Regions from separate parts of the Homo sapiens genome. Here region 1 is linked to region 2. Evidence: chromatin loops called from intact Hi-C (ENCODE). Cell type or tissue: endothelial cell of umbilical vein. All regions are shown on one strand. Links, peaks and the distances in the headings refer to the core of each region. The heading gives the core; the rest is flanking DNA.

The links. Hi-C counts contacts between places; a loop is a spot of excess contacts. Peaks named below come from ENCODE experiments on the same cell type or tissue, not always from the same donor. Only the 100,000 strongest peaks of a DNase experiment are listed, where the experiment ranks them.
Region 1: it touches region 2 in a loop (6-fold over the local background); 3 of 110 quality-filtered maps call a loop at or near these places.

Annotation. Positions count from the first base shown.
Region 1 is chrX:33,190,403-33,198,236 of GRCh38, forward strand. All of the region lies in intron 1 of DMD (dystrophin), which reads right to left. Among named protein-coding and RNA genes, the nearest start is that of DMD, 17 kb to the right of the region's middle. In endothelial cell of umbilical vein, for the core only: no CTCF peak of the experiment used is centred there; a DNase peak (open chromatin) is centred at 4,789; H3K27ac peaks cover 1,583 bases.
Region 2 is chrX:32,526,289-32,534,122 of GRCh38, forward strand. The region is part of intron 17 of DMD (dystrophin); the gene reads right to left. Among named protein-coding and RNA genes, the nearest start is that of MIR3915, 54 kb to the right of the region's middle. In endothelial cell of umbilical vein, for the core only: a CTCF peak has its summit at 4,724 (motif pointing right); a DNase peak (open chromatin) is centred at 4,733.

The DNA.
Region 1 (7,834 bases), core at 1,961-6,960, 660 kb after region 2:
TAAGTTTAGATTACATACCTTAACTTACTTAAACAATTGGCTGGACATTTGAAAAAATATTGATCTTTCTTTCTTTTTTTTTTTTTTTTTTTTTTTGAGACGGAGTCTCGCTCTGTCGCCCAGGCCGGACTGCGGACTGCAGTGGCGCAATCTCGGCTCACTGCAAGCTCCGCTTCCCGGGTTCACGCCATTCTCCTGCCTCAGCCTCCCGAGTAGCTGGGACCACAGGCGCCCGCCACCGCGCCCGGCTAATTTTTTGTATTTTTAGTAGAGACGGGGTTTCACCTTGTTAGCCAGGATGGTCTCGATCTCCTGACCTCATGATCCACCCGCCTCGGCCTCCCAAAGTGCTGGGATTACAGGCGTGAGCCACCGCGCCCAGCCTGATCTTTCTTTCTATACATATAAGCTTTCTGTCCAATTTATAAAAGGAAGTAGTACTAATATATAATATATAATATTATATATATATATATAATATATAATATTATATATTATATAATATATAATATTATATATATAATATTATATATATATATAATATATAATATTATATATATATATAATATATAATATTATATATATATATATAATATATAATATTATATATATATATATAGTGTACACCTATACTGCCCTAGTAAGAAATCAGGAAGTCAGTATTGATGATTTGCTCTCTACTATTTTTGTCTCTCTCCTCATTACCCGCGCAAATAAGTTTTACTAATTAAATATCTAAATATCTTTTGTTTGCATTTTGTCTTTTTCATTCCTAATGCCCTAAGGCTCTTATCTGGGATATAACTGCAACCCTCTTACACCTGCTTTTAGAACAGTGGCTCTAAACACAATCTGCACTTGGTGTGCCTGTATGTTCTGATTTCATTGGTCTGCAAGAGTTTTCACAAACCCTGTGTCATCTAACAAATAGATCTGAACCTCCTCCTTTAAAAATTCAAGATGCAAAAATAAACACTTCTTGACAACACATAGTTTGCTTTCTTAGCTTTTTTACTTTTACTTTTTTTTCGTTTTTTTTGAGATAGAGTCTCGCTCTGTCACCTAGGCTGGAGTGCAGTGGCACGAACTTGGCTCACTGCAACCTCTGCCTCCTGGGTTCAACGGATTCTTCTGCCTCAGCCTCCCAAGCAGCTGGGATTACACGTGTGCACCACCACGTCCAGCTAATGTTTGTCTTTTTAGTAGAGACGGGGTTACACCATGTTGGCCAGGCTGGTCTCGAACTCCTGGCCTCAAGTGATCTTCCCGCCTTGGCCTCCCAAAGTGTTGGGATTACTTGCATGAGCCACCATGCCTGGCCTGCTTTATGGTTTTATTTTGCTCACTGTCTAAGCTAGTACTAGGTGAGGAGTAGATGCTAGAAACCCATTGTAATATGTTGCTCAGAGCCAGCCATTTCTCTTTCCACCATTCATACCCAAACCCAAACCAAACAAGAATAATGTGAGAGATCAGCCATGCTAGGACCTATCAATTCAGTCATCGTTAAGCAACAATCACTAGAGACTTAGTACATGTGATATGTAACAGCAGTCACTGTGTAAATAAACTCACCGCCTATTGTGAGAAACAGACCTGTAAACAGTGGATAAAGGACAAGAATTGCATGCAGTTAAAGAAAAACAGGCAAAATACCCTGGGAATTCAGAGGAAGGAATGCCAAATCACCCAGTTCACCTACATCTAAAGAAGGCTTTTTTTCTTGTTCATCAAAATACTCGTGTTGGAACTAGCATGAAGAGTGTCACTTCACCTTCTTTGGCCTTTTTTACCCTTTTGTGTAAAAGAAGATTCTTGATCTTCAAAGCATAACAGTCATGTTTTATTTTACTCTATGAGCAGATTCATTAAGAATGTGAAAGTATTCCCATTCATTCAAATTAACATTAAAAGACACTCTCCCAATGAATAAGATGTCAAAAATCATGTTAGTAATTGCAGTCAATGAAATGAATGCTCTGCTCTCATGCTGCATGCCTATTTGTACTCATCGACTGAGCACTAACGAGAAATACACACCTAACTTAGAACAGCAGAAGGAGCAGATGCTTTAAGATAATATTTCTCAGTAATATGCAACAATTTAATTTCAAATACTGAACTTCTGGGCCTTGGAAATTACATATACAGGTTTTGCAGTCAAATGAGTATTGTTTAGACATATTAAATGTGCTGAGATCTAAAATTTCATCAGTTTTCAAATTTAAGCCAGAGGGGAAATATACCCTAATGGTTCAAAAACCCTCAATTTAAATTCTGGTTTATATAGCAATGATCTTGGTTACTTTAAATTTATTTCTAAGCCATGATTTTTTTCTTTTAGTGGCAAATATTACAATAATAAATTCAAGGGAATGTTAAAATCATACCCACCAACAAAAAGTAATTCATACCTCTGAAGTTAGCTATTTTAGTTGGACAATACTCTTACCTTGCGACTTATGCTATTAGATTCCTGTGTTCATCTTTTTATAGCACACAAATACACAGGTGTTCACTCACACAGATGCATTCACGTACACACTATGAAACTTGAGTTTTACAGGAAAAAAATTTCTAAAATGTGTCCAAATAAATTCTAACTGTAAAATTTCTTCTCTCGGCTGGGTGTGGTGGCTCACACCTATAAACCCAGCACTTTGGGAGGCTGAGGTGGGCAGATCACCTGAGGTCAGAAGTTCAAGACCAGCCTGGCCAACATGGCAAAACCCCGTCTCTACTAAAAATATAAAAATTAGGCGGGCATGGTGGGACCCGCCTGTAATCCCAGTTACTCAGGAGGCTGAGACAGGAGAATCGCTTGAACTCAGGAGGTGAAGGTTGCAGTGAGCCGAGATCACACAACTGCATTCCAGCCTGGGCAACAGAGCGAGACTCTGTCTCAAAAAAAAGAAAACATTTCTTCTCTCTTATGTACAAATTTCTCACTCCATTTTTCTCCAATGGGAATTTAAATTTGGAACCACTCTGAAGCTAATGTAATCATACCAGATACATAAATATTTCAATATGTATAGCAATTGATTTTGTTACAGTCTTTGATAAAAGAGATACAGTGTATAGACACAATTTTAATGGTTTCCTGCAATTGGAAAGATACTTGGTATATTCATCAATTAGTATCCTTTTTATACTTCTATTAGAAAGGCTATGTTTTTGTTTAAGTACCCAAGATTCCAAAAGTGAATTTGTATCTATGAATACAGTTTAATGTGAACAATTGAAACGCGCATGCAAAACTCAAATGAATTGTATACCTGGCAGGCAGGATGAATTGATAGCATGTTATTTTTAGAAATCTGAGTGTATGTATGCATAATTCTAGTTTTTGAAGTTATCTGAGAGTCTTTCCATATCATATTATACCCAAAAAATTAAGTGTCATCATCTAATGGTTTGAAACAAAAGAAATTTATAAGTAACTTATAATTCTTTCCATCACTTTTGGATATTAATTAATTCAAAACACATTTATAAAACTTCTTCCTAGTACAAGGAAATATTCAAAACTCTATGAGAATATAAACACATAGAAGATGTGGTTTGCGGCATCCAGGAGTATATAATCTAGTAGCGGAGATAATATAATTTTTAAAGTTATATTTCAAATAATATAGACTCAGTTACCTCATCTGACAAGTGAGAATGGTAATATATTTTTTGCCATAGTTTTTATAAAACCAATTATATGTATATTATCTTTATTGTCTTTATTATCATTATCATTCACTATAAAAGATAATGAATATATGCAAATTAATTTTTCAGTGGTAGAACTTGATTTCTAGATGTCATGAATTAGAACTCTACTCTTTTCCATTTCTCAATCAGAGTCTATATTTTCAACTTTCAAAATTGCACACCACATTTCTACAATGTGAGCCCCAGGCAGAAGAATGCTTATAAGCTTTCATCTAGGCACAATATATTATATAAGGCCTGGATGGTTTTCTGGCTGGTCAATTCTCTGCTTTTGGCATACGGAGATCAAAATTGGGTTATATGATCTAATTTAGTTGAAGATAATACAATAATATACACTTTCATTAAGAAAAAATTTAATTATGGAACTATCATCATAAAAATTGTCATAGATAAGAACAAAGATACTATATCGCATCTTTTCTTTGGTTGAAATTTTATAAGTCAAAATAGATTGTCATGTCACATACAAGCCTCTTTAACAAATCTCCTCAAAGATAAAATATTAAAGAAAAAGTTACTATGGTCTTATTAGTTTACAGAAACTTAATTTTATTATAAAAGCAGGTCAGAGGGCCTACTACTTCAGTAAATTAATGATATCACTCAAGCTAAGTTTTCTCATAAAATGCCTGTGCATACCAGATCTGTGGATTTCTGTAATACTTTGGAAATTGAAAGGGTTCAAGACACCAGTTTTTAAAAATTCATTATTACATGAATAATATGTTAACGTAATATACAAAATATAGTTCATATTCACTGGTCAATAAAATATTACAAACATTTAAGTGCAAAAATAATAAATATGAATAGGTTGTTAGACTGGCTCTGTAGATCCTATTTTTGTTTTCAGAGTCCATTCAATTCCATGTATTTGAGTCATGCAATAAACATTTCTCACCTTGAATTTGGGCATACTTGTATGGGGCTCCATGCTTGTGCACACATATTTATCCAGACACTAAGTTTCCTTTTATAAATGAGCTCAATCCCAGATTAAAACAGATGAAAGATTTCCAATCATTGTGGCCAGCTCCCAGGGTGGAAAATAAGCTTAGGAATGCAGCAAACTGAAACTGAATACTCTCTGGAATGGACATTCCGTTCTAAGTCTCCTTCAGGAAACCTCCAACAATAGCTCAAGCAGGAGCAAACACTTGTCTTTGAGGTAGTCCAAGCCAACCATTCACTTTCTCAGTAATCTGTCCTCAGACACCCACTGGACTTAGAGCTCCTGTGCCCACCTCAAAGGACAGCAGCCCTGGCATGCATGCACTATAGGAGCAGAAGTGATTCTCCAAATTTCTACTCTGCTCACCTCTCCACCACTTTGCATCAATTTGGCATCTCCTAAGATATCTCAGCTTTGTAACTCCTCAAAGGAATCCCCACAAATTGGGGCTCTTTTTTAACTTGGACATTTCCTTTGAGACTAAGAAAGAAAGAGAAAACAAAGTACACAGATAACCAAAAACACGACAGATTATATGAATCATCCAAATTAAGCAACCAACATTTTAGTCTAAGATTTATAATTTTTACAATATATTGAGTACACTGGACAAAAAAGTATCTACTTAGGATTATCCCATCCTGTTCTATTTTGTGTGTGTGTGTGTGTGTGTGTGTGTGTGTGTGTACAAAATAATGCATGCCAGTATTCATAAGGCTTTTCCAATCTGAATGATGCCTGAGTTTCAAATATGTATACAGTGATGTAATGGCTAAACAATAGTCAGATAAATGCTGTGTAGTCATTCATTTGTGTACCTACAAGCTGTTAGGCACAATTAATCCACATATAATAAGCACAGGCTATCTCCTCAAGGAGCAAGAGAGTGAGTCAGAAGCCGAGAAGCAAACTGACAGCTAAAATAGGGGATATAATTGCTTGTCTAGAATTATCCATAGTGAGTTTACAATAAGAATACATATTGGGGCCCCATTTTCTGACCTAGGGTAGTAAGGAATTCTTTTAAACAATATTCTATAAGGAAAGATAAAAATAATATTAATAGTCATTGGTGGAAGAGACATGGTGATAGTGGTTTTTGGGAGAACATTCCAAGAAGTGGGAACAAGTCATAGACACAAAATTACATGAACCAAAGTTATTTTATTTGCTGAACCAAAGTAATTTTATATCTAGACAGAAGTGTTCCTGGTGGGGAACAGCAGATCAGGAGGTGAGAGACATGAGCAGATGCCATACTGTGAAAGACCTTGTACGTTAGGACCTTGGATTTTACCCTGAAGCTAGAAGATTCTCTAAAGGACGTTAAGCTGGAGGCACACAATCTTATTTGTTTTAGAAACTCAACGGGGGCAGCAATTACAAGGTGGGATTTTCTGAAGACCAGATTGAAAGCAAGGAGATCATTCACACACGCACAAACATAAAATCAGAGGTAGTCTTTTGATCTATGTATCTGTTTATACAAGTTGGTATCCAAATGTACATTTATCTTTTAGAGTTATATACATTAGTTATTTGTGATTAACAATAATAGTTAAAATAATACAAAGAAAAATTATTCTCAACACTTTGACCCTCACCAAGAAACTTTATATATCCCCCTTTTAAAGCCAACAATAAGTAAGCTTGTGAAGGGGCATTATTTTTCCTAATTTCCTCTTGAGGACAGTAGTAGACATGCTCAGCTCAGTGCCAGAAATATGGTAGGCTCTCAATTAATACTAGTTAAATAAATATTGGCTTGTCCAGGATTACTTGCCTTTGTAGGTAGAGGCAAGTTTAAAACCCAGGTAGTCTCAGGCATTGTCAAGTTACCATGCCCGTGGACCAGCATAACTTCTAGCGCTTGTCATATAGGGTTTTTGGTCATAAACAACCTGAAACACAACACCTTACAAAGTAGGACATATAGAATACGGCCTCCATCATCATGATATTTTATTCAATCAGTGATGCACGTTCCCATATAATAGAAATGGATTGCATTCTAGCAGATTAGCATTAAACCATCCTTTGTACCTTGAGTGATAGACTTATTAATTTACAAGACTTATCCTCGATTAGGTTTGGTGATGATACCCTAGCCTTCAGAAAACCAAGAGCTTATTAAAGGTCTAATGCTGTATTTTTCAAATTTTTATTTTGCAATCATTATAGACTCACAGGAAGTCGCAAAGAAATATGCAACAATGTCTTGTGCAAACTTCACTTTACCTCTCCCAATGTTGATACCATGTATAACTATAGTACAATATAAAAACTGGGAAATTATTGCTATAATTCATAGAGCTTATTCGGGCTTTACCAGATAGACAAGTATGCACTTGTGTGACTCTGGTGTGTGTGTGTGTGTGTTTGTGTGTGAAGCTCTATTCGACATTATCAAGTGTAGCTTTGTGTAACAAACACCACAATCAAAATATTGAGCAGGTCCATCACCACAAGGCTCCATTGTGGCACCATTATATAGCATACCCTCTGCCTTATTCCTGACCTCTGGCAACCAATATCTGTTCTTAATATCAATATCTGTTCTTAATATCTATAATTATATTTCAGTAATGTTATATACAAGAAATAACACAGTATTTAACCTTTGACTTTTTTTTGCTCAATATGGTGCTCTTGACATCCATTGGAGTTGTGAATATTGAGTATCAGTAGTTCATTCCTTTAAATTGTTGTGTAGTATTTAGTGGTATGAGTATATAACAGTTTGTTTAACAGTCACTCATTGATGGATACTTGAGCTGTTTCTTGTTTCTAGCTACTGCATTCATGTCAAGGTTTTTGGGTGAACATAAACATCAATTTTCTGGGATAAATATCAAGAGTACAATTGCTGGGCTGTATGGTGACTGCATGTTTAATTTTAGAAGAAACTCCTAAACTGTTTTCTAGAATGGTTGTACCATTTTACATTCCCATCAGCAATATTAGAAAGACCCAGTTCCTTTGCATCCCTGTTAGCTTTCAGTGTTGTCACTGTTTTTCTTTTTTTAATTTTAGCCATTCTGATAGGTGTATAGTGATAACTCATTGTAGTGTTAATTTGCATTTCTTTAATGGCTAGTGAAGCTGAACATCTTTTTATGCATTTCTTTACCATCTGTATATCCTCTTCAGTGAAAT
Region 2 (7,834 bases), core at 1,921-6,920:
TTAAAACCTCAATTTGTTATTATTTATGGTTAGCAGTGAAGCGACAATTTTTTTCTCCTTTACAAATATACTCATCAGAAACCCCTGAAATTAAAACTTGTAAAGTCCCATCATACAGGGCAAGTAAGTCTTTGATTTTTTTTTTTCTTGGCAAAAGTGTATTACTACACCAAGACAATTTTTCAAAAAGACCTTCCATTTTTTGGAAGTTTCAAAATATCAAAAGCCTGGGGCATATATACCAAATATTCAGAGAGTGACAATTTTTCTCAGTATTATATTGTACAAACAGACTCAGCCTCATCCAGTTGAATTTCCCATAAAAATGATGTAAATTAGGTTAATTACATCCCATATGGTAAATACTGAGAGATACCTGTGTATATAAATGTTTAAAATAAATTCAAAGGCAAAAACACATACAAACATCTCAAAGAACTAGAGAAATGTTTGCCATTTAAGAAGTTGTCAATTTTGAATTGTCAATAGTAAAACATTACATGAATTAGTGCTATATAACTGTGCTAATTATGTCAGAAGAGCCTCCTGATGGGCACTGTGTTCTGTTAATTTTCTTTACAGTGACTGCCACATAACCTATTAAACTAAGATGACACATTTACATAAATTTTAATTCAGTCACTTTCAATATACAAGTTGCAACTCATCATTCCCAAATGTGTAAACTTTGAGAGTGGAAGTCCTCCAAGCTCCCAGACTTAACTAATTTGATTAGTGAACTAGGTTTATGAATGGCCATTTTACATATTTAAACATCTTAGCATGTAGAATTTCATAAAAACTTATAAGCCTCATCCTTAGAAACCTGAAAGGAAAATGCTGATGCCTGTGAAATACGTTAACCATTGCAGGGTCCCAGGGCTCTAGGCCTAGACCAGATAATTTATGAAACCAATTCTTAATGAACATTTTAATTAGCTAGGAAGCAAGTTTTAACATTAATAGGAACAAAACTATAATTATTCTTTGTTGGTATTAAAGAAGAAATAATTTTGGAGGTAAGATTTTCCAACTTTGCTGTATTTTTAAAAATCACCTTTCTTCTTCAGAGTTTTCCGAAGTGAGAAGACATTTTAATTCCATATTACTATACAGGCACTTTCCTGACCCTAAATCCCCAACCATTTGAAGATGACCTACTATTCATCTTCCAAGGCTCAGTTCAAGATGCACATCATCTGTGAAGGTTTTCTTGATCAACCTCTCTCTACTCTTCCCCTTTCAACTTTCCTTCTGGGAAAACTTGTCCCTCTCTGCTTGTTTCCACATGGCATTTGCTTTAAAAAAAAATCGAGTAATAGAATACAAATTCAATTTGCATCAAATAGATCTTATAAAAATATCAAATGAAATTCAGTATAAATCCTATTAGTTCTAAAAATATTTTTAGGACTTTGAGATGCATTGACTACATGGCAATTATTATATTTTTGGAATTACAGAATATTATTAAAGGGGAAATCCTATTTAACCAAAAGAAAACAAGCTAATATTTAGATAAATAGTTCCCTCTCCAAATCAAGATAGTTTGTATACACACACACAACACATACACGTTTGTATAGTGTAAGTGTGTCTCCCTCTGTGGAAGGGGGGAAGATAGGGCCACATGATTGTCTTGTATTTTGTAATATGTGTGATACGTGTGTGTTTGTGTGTATGTTTAAGTTGCTTTAAATGTAAAGTAAATGTGCATTTAAAAATATACTGAGCTGAGGGCCAGGCGTGGCGGCTCATGCCTGTAATTCCAGCACTTTGAGAGGCCGAGGCGGGCAGTTCACTTGAGGTCAGGAGTTCAGGACCAACCTGGCCACCATGACGAAACCCCGTCTCTACTAAAAATACAAAAATTAGCCAGCTGTGGTGGTGGGCACCTGTAATCCCAGCTACTCGGGAGGCTGAGGCAGGAGAATTGCTTGAACCAGGGAGGCAGAAGTTGCAGTGAGCCAAGATTGTGCCACTACATTCCAGCCTGGGCAACAGAACGAGACTCAGTCTCAAAAAAGAAAAAAAAATAACATAGCTATATATGTGTGTGTAAATCAGGCACCACAGGTTTTAATCCCTAATTTTTATCTTTCTGGTATTTTCTTGGGTAAATTAATTTCTTCGATCTTCAGCGACTTCTTGCTTTAAATTGTAAAAATTTAAAAGCTGTTATCAAACTGGTCCTGAAGTAAAAACATACTGTAAACCAAAAATAAAAGGCTAACTCCCCCTCCAAAGGGACTTCCTCCTCAGCCAGGGCTCTTAAAATTTAACCTGAAAGACTGGTTCAGGCCAAGAAGGGAAGTGGGGGTCAGACATGCCTCATTATACCTCTCTGACACTTACATCAACACAGACTTTAAGTCTGATAAGAAGCACTCTACAGCCTCTTCTCTCTGAAGCCTGCTAGCTAAAAGCTTCATCTACATGATAAAACTTTGGTATCCACAATGTCTTATCTCAACCCAAACATTCCTTTCTATTGATCCCAGGTCTTTAGACAAACTCAACCAATTGTCAACCAGAAAATGTTTAAATTTACCTACAGCCTGGAAGCCCCCACCCCCACCCAGTTGTCCTGCCTTTCTGGACCAAACCAATGTATTTCTTTTTTTTTTTTTTTTTTTTAATTTTATTTTTTTCAGACGGAGTCTCGCTCTGTTGCCCAAGCTGGAGTGCAGTGACACAATCTTGGCTCACTGCAACCTCCGCCTCCCAGGTTCACACCATTCTCCTGCCTCAGCCTCCCGAGTAGCTGGGACTACAGGCGCCTGCCGCCACGTCTGGCTAATTTTTTTTCCCTATTTTTCATAGAGACGGGGTTTCACTGTTTCAGCCAGGATGGTCTCGATCTCCTGACCTTGTGATCCGCCCGACTCAGCCTCCCAAAGTGCTGGGATTACAGGTGTGAGCCACCGCGCCAGGTCAAACCAATGTATTTCTTAAATGTACTTGATTGATGTCTCATGCCTCCCTAAAATGTGTAAAACCAAGCTGCACCCCAACCACCTTGGGCACATGTCGTCAGGACTTCCTGAGGCTGTGTCACAGGCGCGCGAATTCCACCTTGGCAAAAATCAACTTTTTTTTTTTTTTTTTTTTTTTTTTTTTTTTTTTTTGAGACAAAGTCTCATTCTATCACCCAGGCTGGAGTGCAGTGGCACAATCTCACTGCAACCCCCGCCTCCTGGGGACAAGCAATTCTCGTGCCTCAGCCTCCCGAGTACCTAGGATTAGGCAAAATCAACTTTCTAAATTAACTGAGACCTGTCTCAGATTTTCTGGGTCTACAATACAAATGCTTTTTAAAAATTACTTGTAAATATGTTTACTTACCTCTCTAATTAAAGAGGTTTTGACCCAAGATACAAAAACTGAGATCAGCTTTGCTTATATTGTGGCTTTCATATTCCAATTACATTAGTCTATTCATCTAGCAATCAAATTAAATAAAATCTAAAGATGTTATAATTCCCAGTTATAATAAAAAGCCTATAAACTCTTCAGTGGTTTACACAGCACCTGGAACAATGTGACAGATGACAGAGGACTCTGTCTTCAGTTAGTGGAAACTGCTATATTAACATTCCTATCAAAAATCTATTTTTCCTTATATTTGCATGGTCTCAAATGTATTTCTAGTTTTATATGTGTAATTTTAAGCACATCACTCATAAAATAATATGTTTCAGTACAGTAAAATTTAATGATTTCAGATTGCACTGAAAGGCATCTTTAAAAGATACTAAAAAATCAATTTCTGTGGCGTTTACCTTGTCCTAAAATATGCCTATTTAACATGTGCCTCAAAAGCTGAATTCTAGTCCAAGCACAAAATATTGTCCTTAAAATTGTACATCTTCTTTATTATCAATTATGGCATACCGAATTATATACTTAGTATGTTTAAAAATTCTGCTTTTTAAAATACATGCCCTTGCATACAAATTGAATGATTTAATGTTTTAAGCTATTAATGCCAAAAATGTCTGAGTTATTTGGTATTGATATTCATCTTGGCACCCATAGAATCGTTGATTGCAGTGAAGAGAATAAAACTGCTGTAAAATATTGCTTCTCTGCACAAAGTAAAACTTACCTAAAATATTTTGACGTCTGGTAGGTAGAAATGATGTTAAAATAATCTTCCTACCTTAATTTGGTATTAAATCTTAATCATTTCAAAATTCATTGGTAATATTTATTTCTAAAGTGTGACATGATTGAACAGATGTCACATTTATAAGTTTTGTTTAAATATCTTTGAGAGAAACAACCTTAAAAATTAAAAGGTAAGAAACCCCCACAAATTCTAAAATGTCAGATACTGCTACATTAGAGGAATTAGTTATAAAGCCAAGGAGTGTGAAAACACGTGGGCAAAAACTGCATGACCCAGAGGATGGGAAATAAAATGCTGCTAAGCCACAGATGCCTAAAGCCTATTTTTCATTTTCAATAAATTGAAAGTCCCTTTGAAACACACTTCTGTGCAAGAAAATCACCTTAACACAGGTTAATAGAAATATTCTCTTAAATGATAGATGAAATCCTGTCAGAGTAATAAATCTATGATCATACAATATAATATACTCAAGTTGAAAATCCTGAGTCATATATTTTAAAATCAAATGTAAAGTTTATTTAAAATGATGAAACCCAAAAGCTGCCTATGTCCTTATGATAAATAAATGTGGGTCACTAGAGGGCGCACATTCCCTTTCAGAGCTTGTCTTCAATTTGGCTTCTTTCGTTTTCTTATCTGCATAACGAAAATATGGTGACAAATGAAATTTTCATGGAAGTTTTACTTACACAGAAATATAAAATGTCCAAAGATATAGATAAAATAGTGTACAAATAATATGTAAGTAAGACACTCTCAGATGCACTGTTAAAATGCCTTCAGCCATTTTGAGGTACACACAAAAGTACCTTGAAGCCATAATACATAGAATCCCTTGAGAAAATATGTCCACAGTTTGGAGAGTCATGCTTAGTTCAAATAATTTAGTAAAATTTTCTGGATTATGTAGCAAGTAGTTTTCCTTCCCAAGTTCATTGATTTTAACTAATTTTTGAATGTTTAGTTAAATATGTGGACACTCGTACTCTAAAAATCTGCTTAAAATTATACTCCTAAATCACCTAAAGTTTTTTAAAATGCCAAACTTTCATTCAAATTTAAAGAACAGAAAAGAGACATATATATCATTTTAAGCATCTTAATCAGGTCACAGGCTTTCAAAAAGAAAACTTAATCGCTCAAGAAACCTTGTATGTTATCTGTAATAGCTTTTATTTTTGCAGATTGATCATGAATAGAAAAGTTGAAGATCTTCATTTAGTTTCAATACACAGTGAAGCACTGAGTCAAGACTCAAGAACAGGTCTGTCTGAATCCAAAGATTTCTACAACACTACATTTTTCTTTTGTTCCAAATAAACGAGAAACCCATCTTAAAAAAAAAATAAGGATAAGTCAATATAGAATTACTGTTCATTGCTACACAGTACAGTAATTTAGTGGTTTTGACTACGCTATCTTGGATTATATGAGAATTTGATTGAAGTCTCTAATATCAGGATATTAATTCTGAAATTTTTCATTAAAATATGATCCTTAGTTGTATACTTTGTACCCTAATGGCAATATAAAATAATTTATTTCCCAATTTATTATTACCTTGGAATTTCCCTTAATTTCCTAAAATCCTCAACTTTCTAATCTGATGATACAATTTCTCACATCAGAGAAAATATTAAGCATAGATGAAAAAAGTTACTACTTATTATATAATGTGGTTAAGACCATGGTGAGCTCCAAAAGTCTTGCACTTGGAAAAAAAAGTTCAATTATATGGAAATTCCACTTATTTTTGATGCTGAAAAAGACATCTAAATTTTAAAGAAATCTTTTCAGTGAAAAAGGTCTCTGTATTTAAAGATAATCAAGTGTTGCCATGGGACACTAGAGTCAATGATACTTCAGAATGTAGAACAGACATAATCTAGAATAAGTGCAGCTTCCATAGACTTTGGCAAATTCTTAAGGAGTCCCAGTCAAGCATTTTATTTCAGCTAAATAATTTGATGAAATCACCTTTAACTTATTACAACATAGCAAGGCGAGGAATTTCCGAAGGCAACACCCTAAGCTAGGCTGTCTGGGTTCAAATCCTAGCTGCGATGCTTCCTGTAAACTATGTGACCATGAGCAAGTCACTTGAAATTTCTATGACACATTGTTATCATTGGCAAAGAGTGACAATAATAAAACTTACTTCGTAATGCTATTTTAAGTGTGAAATACATTAATATGTAGCAAATACTTGGTAGAAGCCATATACATATTAGCTATTGTTATTAATATCTTCCATGATCCTTTTTTAACTGGCTTTAAGCCCTATGCCATTTCTCACTTTCTCACGTGTGAGAGTAGTCATATTTGTTTTAGTGTCTTCTTAATGACTGATAAAGTAAAAGCCACAATTGGAATAACAAGAATAAAAACTGCAAACACAGCTATAACAAAGACAATGAAACATATAAACAAAAATCAACAGCAAAATAGTCTCATTTTACCCATTAGTGCCGGAATCCCCAAAGTATGTTCTATGGGACAAATATGGTCTGCCATCTAATTTGGTAAATAAAATTTTACTGGAACTCAGTCATGCTCATTCATTTATACATTGTTTATGGCTGCTTTCTAGCTATAGCAGCAGAGTTGAGTAGTTTTAAAATAAATTTTATGATACACAAAACCTAAAATATTTACTCTCTGGCCCTTTAGAGAAAACTTTTCTTTCCCCCTTCCCAGTCTATGAAACCAAGGTAAGATGGCCTCTCTCTCCCAACTCTCAAGTGAGATCAAAATGATATGGTTCACAGTAGCCATATCATATTTCTCTCTCTCAAAAATATGCAATGGCTCCCCATGACCAGAAGGTTTAAGTCTACATGCCTTAATCTTTTATTGAATACCTTTAGTTATTATGAACTCAACCTACCTTTTCAACCTCATTCCTTACTTCTAAACTTCCTTTACTTCATACTTCTGCTGGAGGCAAACAAGAATACTTAATCCCATGTAAGTTTTGTTCGCATACAGGCTTTCCCCTGCAATGAATTGTCACTTTCCTCATCTTGAGCCCAATGCTTCCCTACTCTTTAATTATCCAGTCAGATGCTAATTTTCCCATAAGTCTTCCATGCCTCTCAAGCAGGAAGTGAACTTTTCTTCCTTAAAACTTTTCTAACATTTTATTAGTACTTCTTCATGACAGTTTATGCTGGGTGCAAGCTTCCTGAGGGAAAGCTTAGATTTACAGTTAAAGTAACTGGAGTGTTTTACATACCATAGCAATCCATTAGATATTAGTTGAGTGAATAGGAAAATTAGCATGAAAACTAATGTTGCTGTCTCTTCTTTCTTGAAATGATGTGGACTCATAATGACTACAGAAGTGTTCAAAGAAACCCACCATGCATTGGATGATGACTTGGACCCTGTGGGAGGCAATTTAAACTTTAAACTCTCTCAGTGTGAAAGGTCCTTGAGTTTAAGAGAAGTCAACATGCTTGTGGGTCTTTCAAGTTTAAATAACTTCCAACCCGGGTTCCAAAAGGATCTAGTGCAATGTGGAAAGCCATTTCAATCTGACGTGTACTTAATGCCCCACTGCCAGCATCATGACCTGTTTCAATCCATCTACTGTGTTAGTAAGCATCACTATGAACTTTAGTCAAAACAGAAGTAATACTCATTGCTTAACAAAGCCGGTTTTTAGTCAGCTAGCACTTACATAACAAAATACCATAG